Linked DNA regions of Homo sapiens: region 1 is linked to region 2. Evidence: chromatin contacts called from ENCODE Hi-C or POLR2A ChIA-PET data. All regions are on one chromosome and are shown on one strand. Each heading gives the region's core, a stretch centred on a gene start or an enhancer-like site at or near the end of the contact. The rest is flanking DNA. Distances are from core to core; before and after follow the strand shown.

Evidence for each region. Hi-C counts contacts between places; a loop is a spot of excess contacts on that map. ChIA-PET counts read pairs that join two places held with the same protein, here RNA polymerase II (POLR2A). Pooled maps may share reads with other maps.
Region 1: a pooled map shows a loop between it and region 2 (2.6-fold over the local background). The contact joins the enhancer-like site here to the promoter of PSD4 in region 2. A Hi-C loop is called at or near these places in 5 of 50 pooled maps. POLR2A ChIA-PET finds 5 or more read pairs at or near these places in 9 of 52 experiments (CD4-positive, alpha-beta T cell, CD4-positive, alpha-beta memory T cell, GM12878 and 6 more).

What each region holds. Positions count from the first base shown.
Region 1 is chr2:113,249,723-113,252,567 of GRCh38, reverse strand. The region is part of intron 2 of PAX8 (paired box 8); the gene reads left to right. It overlaps PAX8-AS1 (PAX8 antisense RNA 1), which reads right to left. Exons shown (of 6, transcript NR_015377.2): 2 at 1,662-1,801. Among named protein-coding and RNA genes, the nearest start is that of PAX8-AS1, 15 kb to the right of the region's middle. Within about 2 kb of position 1,312, at least 3 of the 41 ENCODE cell types and tissues checked have a DNase peak (open chromatin) inside an H3K27ac peak, as active enhancers do; they include CD4-positive, alpha-beta T cell, where a contact is called at or near this core.
Region 2 is chr2:113,172,669-113,175,368 of GRCh38, reverse strand. It overlaps PSD4 (pleckstrin and Sec7 domain containing 4), which reads right to left and starts at 1,398. Exons shown (of 17, transcript NM_012455.3): 1 at 1,315-1,398. It overlaps LOC124907872 (a long non-coding RNA gene), which reads left to right. Exons shown (of 2, transcript XR_007087197.1): 1 at 1-99. RefSeq lists enhancers at 826-915, 1,536-1,705, 1,756-1,825, 2,055-2,555, 2,556-2,700.

The DNA.
Region 1 (2,845 bases), core at 63-2,562, 77 kb before region 2:
TTACCCAGTCCAAGGGTCTCATGTGTCCAGGTAACCCATAACCTCATGTGTGCTGGCATGATCCAGTGTGCAGACTTTGGACACTGGGATTCCATGGCCCTGGGACACTTTCTTCAGGAGCAGTTGGAGGCACAGACCCTGGCCTTTACTCCAGAAAGGCACCAAGCCAAGAGGATTAGCTGGGAGGTGGCACATGGAGATCACAGACCTGCAAGTGAGCAGCTGGGGAAGGCAACAACACCAAGCTGAGAATGCCAGGGACTGATTCGCATGGACAAGGCCTTTCCTTTGTGGAAGGCGTATAGGCCTGGCATGATTTGAAAGGCACCCAAAGAGGCCACTGCACCTCTCACTATAGCCCTGCCAAGGCTCAGCTATCACCTTGACACTCTATGGGACTAAAGCAAAAAGCCCCAGATAGTTAAGTGGAAATTTTTGCAGAACACCACATTGAGCCATTGCCACTTTAGGACTGGGCAGAGCCGCAAAAGATAAAGCAAAAGGATAAAGAGGAAAGTACTGAAGCATGGGATTTGGGGGTCCCACCATGCAGAATCATGGGAATCCATGCAACAACCATAACCAATGTAAACCATTTTTCTATCACTTGTATATAAGAAAACACTAATTACAGTAGACAAAGACAGGGCCCCTGCCTTTGAGTAACTCATAAAGAAACTCAAATAGAGAAAGTTACTGTTCAATGCAGTCAGTGCTATGATAGGAATTTGTGCAAAGGACTATAGGAACATGGAGAAAGGATTTCCACATCTTAAGGGTTTGGATATTGGTGCATATAACAAGAATTTTGGTCAATAAGTGTCTCTGTTTTCTTTCTGCCATCCCAACTACTCAGAGCTCTATAAAGGATGAAGAAATTACCAACAAAGTCCTAAGACCTCCCTGAATGGTCACTTTTCAAAAGGATATGTTTCTGGACAGCAAGCTTCACCTAGACCTTTGCTGAGCTCCAATCCCTTTACTGTACGATAAGTCCTCTCTGACCCCAGGAAAGCTTGCATTTCCCGTCTGAGTACCTTTCACTCAGGAACCTGCTTGCATCCGGCCAGGCGGTCTTGTCTTCCTCCCCCATACCCACCCCACCTCCCCACTCACAATCCTCCAGACATACAAAGAGTCTTTGCTTATGAGGCTTCAAACCTCTTCCTGGGCCACACCTTCCCCCCTCACCCCACTTCCCGCCCAACCAGGAGGCTCCTACTCATTTTTGGCTTCCGGCCTCAAAGCCCACCCCACCTGCAGCTGCATGAAGAGGTGGTCAGCACAGTGGGCGCCAATCGTCCCCCCAACCCCAGTGCAGGAAGGAAGTCTGCACCCACCTCTGGGCATTTGGTGGTGACTCACCCAGAAGAGTCCACTCCCCCACACCGGACACAGGAAAGACAAAGGTCTTTCCATTGCAGAGACTCAGCTTAAAACTTCAAACCATAGGGGCCATCTCCATCTGCAGCCAGCAGGCTCTTTCCAAATTCTCTTTCCTGCCTGTCCTACAGCCACACTAAATGTCTTTCAATTTCTTGAAGGCACCAAGACTTTATGCATGGATTTCTTTCCCCCTGAAGAAAATTCTTCACCTAGTTACCTCCTAGATACTCTTCCTTGCAGCTTCCCTCTAACCACTTACGGGTCTCCCCAAGCACCTGGACTTATATCCTTCAAGAAAGATAACCATTAACATGGTGATTCCTAATGTGTCTTATCATATCCCCCAAAAGGTTCGAAGTTCCTTGAAGGCCAGGATTCTTGTCTTGTTCAAGGTTGTATTCCCAGTGCTTTGTACCTGAGTCATGATAGGCACTTGGTCAATGTCTTGAGTTGAAAAGAAATGAAAACCATAATATACAAACAATCATTATTATTGTCAGAAGAATGTTGGAGGAGTATGAAGAGTTATTCTCTTACGCTTAATTTACCAGCCATCACCTGGCCTAAACCAGTGGTTTTCAAAGTGTGACCCTGGCCTAGCAGCATTAGCACCATGTGGAAACTTCTTAGAAACATAAATTCTTAGTTCAATCCCAGACCTACTGATTCAGAAACTTAGGGCATTGTGCTCAGTACTCTGTATTTTAATAACCCTCACTGCCAAGTGATTCTGATGCACACTGAAGTTTGAGAAAACACTCCCTAGTCCTAGTCCTACTCCCAAGATTGGGTCATAACATTCAACCATGGGAATATTACAAATTAGAAAAACGTTACATTTATAGCAAGATTTGTTTATCTAAATAAACACTTCTCCATCCTGGTCCCCCTATCTTCTTTTTTTTTTTTTTTTTTGAGATGGAGTCTTGCTCTGTCACCCAGGCTGGAGTGCAGTGGTGTGATCTTGGCTCACTGCAAGCTCTGCCTTGCGGGTTCATGCCATTCTCCTGCCTCAGCCTCCTGAGTAGCTGGGACTACAGGCGTCTGCCACCATGCCCGGCTAATTTTTGGTATTTTTAGTAGAGACGGGGTTTCACCATGTTAGCCAGGATGGTCTGGATCTCCTGACCTCGTGATCCACCCACCTCGGCCTCCCAAAGTGCTGGGATTACAGGCGTGAGCCACCACACCCAGCCCCCCTATCTTCTTATAGGGGTTTAAGTCAGCAGCAGGCATAAGTTTTGTTAAGCTCCATTCGATAGATAAAAACACTAAGGTTGAAAAAAAAACCCACTTTCTCAAATGATAAGACTAAAACAGGCAGTGTCAAAGAAGGGATCAGGCCCAAGACTCTTTCCACAGTAACACAAAGTCATTCAGAAGACAGTCAAATAAAATAAGCACCAGAGAATTCACCGTTTAGGGGCCAGAAATGTGAATGCATCTTTCCCAGCACTAC
Region 2 (2,700 bases), core at 149-2,648:
ACACACAGAGAGAGAGAGAGAGAGAGAAGACAGTGCTACTGAAGGCCTGTGGTGAGGCCAGCAGAGGCTCAGGAAGGGAGCAGAGGATGGCGGTCTGAGGTAGGCAGAGAGTATCCAGGGGAGAGATCACGGGGGTAGGGACAGAATGACAAAGGGGACCCAGTACAGCTGCTGCCTGGGGAGGACAAAGACCCCTAGGGGGCTGGGGCCAGGCTGGGCCTCTCCTCCCTGGGTCCTCTCACCCCACATCCCTCACCCCTTCTGTGGGTCTCTCCCCCTTCCCCAACAAAGAGCTCAGCAGCCTGTGTTCTGATCCCCATGCTAGGCGGTTCCTTGTCTGTAGGAGGAGGGGGCCACGGGATGCTCTAGAGTCCTAGGCAGCTGGGAGACAGGCCTGCTTGGGGACCACTTTTTAAAGCTGGTCCAAGGTCCAATGAACGGAGGAGTATTTATCATCAGCTAATGACAGGCCACCCTTCCCTGCATTCTAGCAGAGGAGTGACTTCAACTGTGGAATTTTAGGCCCTGGAATAAGGGGGGAATGGCAGTGTCAGGGGACTTTCCCTCCATGCAGCTACCTTCACTATAACAATAATGACTACAGTGGGCCTTAGTTTCCTACACAGGCACACTTTGAGAGTTCAGTGGTTCCTGTTGCCCATCAGGACAACAGGCCTAAGCCAGAGCTAAACCAGTAAGGAGGGTCCCCTTACCTCTCCTCGAGCTTCTCCAGGATGGTCCTGGAAGGCAAGATGAAGCTGGGAGCCCCCTGATGGCCAAGTTGACTCTGAGCTCCTGCAGCAACCACACCCAGAGCCACCCCCACCCCAAACCCAGGCCTTCCAGACTCCCTCTCTCCAGAGTCTAGGGTCGAGAATCACTTGGGACCTTTGGCCACAAAAGCCCCCACTGGGTACTCAGCCAGAGCAGTCACTGGGGACGCAGTGACACTCACAAGAGGATTAGCAAGGAGCTTCCTTCACCCTTCACTATTGCAGACCTCCAGAGGCTCTGCGGGGAGCCAGGGAAGGGAAACAACAGAGGTCCGTGGGGCCAGGGCAGGGAATCAGAGAAGGGTCAGATGAGGAGGGGTAGGCTGAGGGAGGAGGGGGACGGGACACAGAGCAGGAAGGGGGAAGGAGGGGCCTAGCCTAGCCCAGGCTCATGGCAGGTGCACACGGCACTGCCAGAGCCCTCGCCTCTCCCCTGCCCACCTGCCCCAGCCCCTGCCACAAGGACCCACATGTGACTCTCCACATTCCCTGCTCCCACAGGTTCCACCAGCCCCAACCTAGGCAGACCCACTTAGCTCACCTCCAAAGGACCCAAGAATGGATGGCTTGGCCTGGGCTCCCCAAGAGCACTTCCTGGCTCACAGTCGGCTTGCCCAGTGAATGTGGCTGTGACGGCTGGAGCTTCCGACTTCCGCTCCTCCTCACCACAACACACACCCCTCCTGCTCCCCGCCGCCTCCCCAGGGTTCCCTAGCTGCTCAACACCTCACACTTCCTGCCCACAAGATAAGAGCCTCTCTTCCTAGGCCCAGCGCCTGCAGCCCCTTTCCCCATGCCCCTGCTCCTTGGAGGCCCCCACCCTGCACACCAGCCTAGAAAGAACCTGCCATGGTGGAACTGGCCTCTCCCTGCCATGCAGGGGCCTGGGATTGAAAGGGGAAGGGGCCGAGGCCTGGTTGGTAAGCAGGCCCCACCTCCTTCCTCCCTGCGCTTCTGCCCCAGGTTCTCAGTCTTGCTCTGGCTCTTGGTCCCCTGCAGGGCACCCAGTGAGAGACAGGAGGGCCCTAAGTTGGGCAATTTCTGGTTTTAAAACAAATGACATTTCAATTTTTGTGTGACTATGTCTCATGTCACTGGTAATAATGCAAATGATACAATTGCCTTTTAGTTACAAAGTTTCTCCCAATAGTACCTCAATCCCTCCTCACACCTACTTTATGAAGCATTAATAACCCCATCATACAGATCCGGATCTGGAGGCAAGCTCAGAGATGCTAAGCCACTGCCCAGGGTTGCACAGCTGGAAAATTACAAAGCTGGGGTTAGAATACAGAGCCTGTGACTATATGAACCAAGGGACCTCCATTCCCCGTGGCTGAATTCCCAACACACGTCCTCAGGACACCGGCCGCAGTGTCCACAAGTGTAAGTGAGGCTGGTGGGGAGCGCAAACACCATGCCATTCTCCTCCCTCCACACAATCTACTTCCTCAACATCAATGACCGTCAACTTCTCTGCTGAGGCTCCACCACTCCCACCCTCCCTGAACTCTCGTCTTCATGATTCCAGCTGACCCAGAGACTCCCTCACTTGCATGTCCACACAGCAGTGGGGACCAGCCACCCTGACCCAGAGTTGAGAGGGTCGGGCTCTAGCTCACCTACAGCCGCACCCCTCCCTGCAGGGTACAGAGTCCACAGGAACATACCAACATGGAGCCCGTGCACCCTGCTTCTCCACCACACTCTGCGTGCCCCAGATCCCGAGACTCTCCACTTCTGGGGCCCAAATGGCCTCCTCCCCATGTGGGCACACAGCACCGCTGCCCTATGCAGCCTGAGACTGGGTGAAGCGCTGGCAAGAGTCCTGATAGCAGAGACGGGAGCAGGTAGAGAGAGCTCAAACCTTTGGGCAGGTCACCCACCCACATGCACGTGTGATACAGAGCAGGGTGGGGAAGAGAAA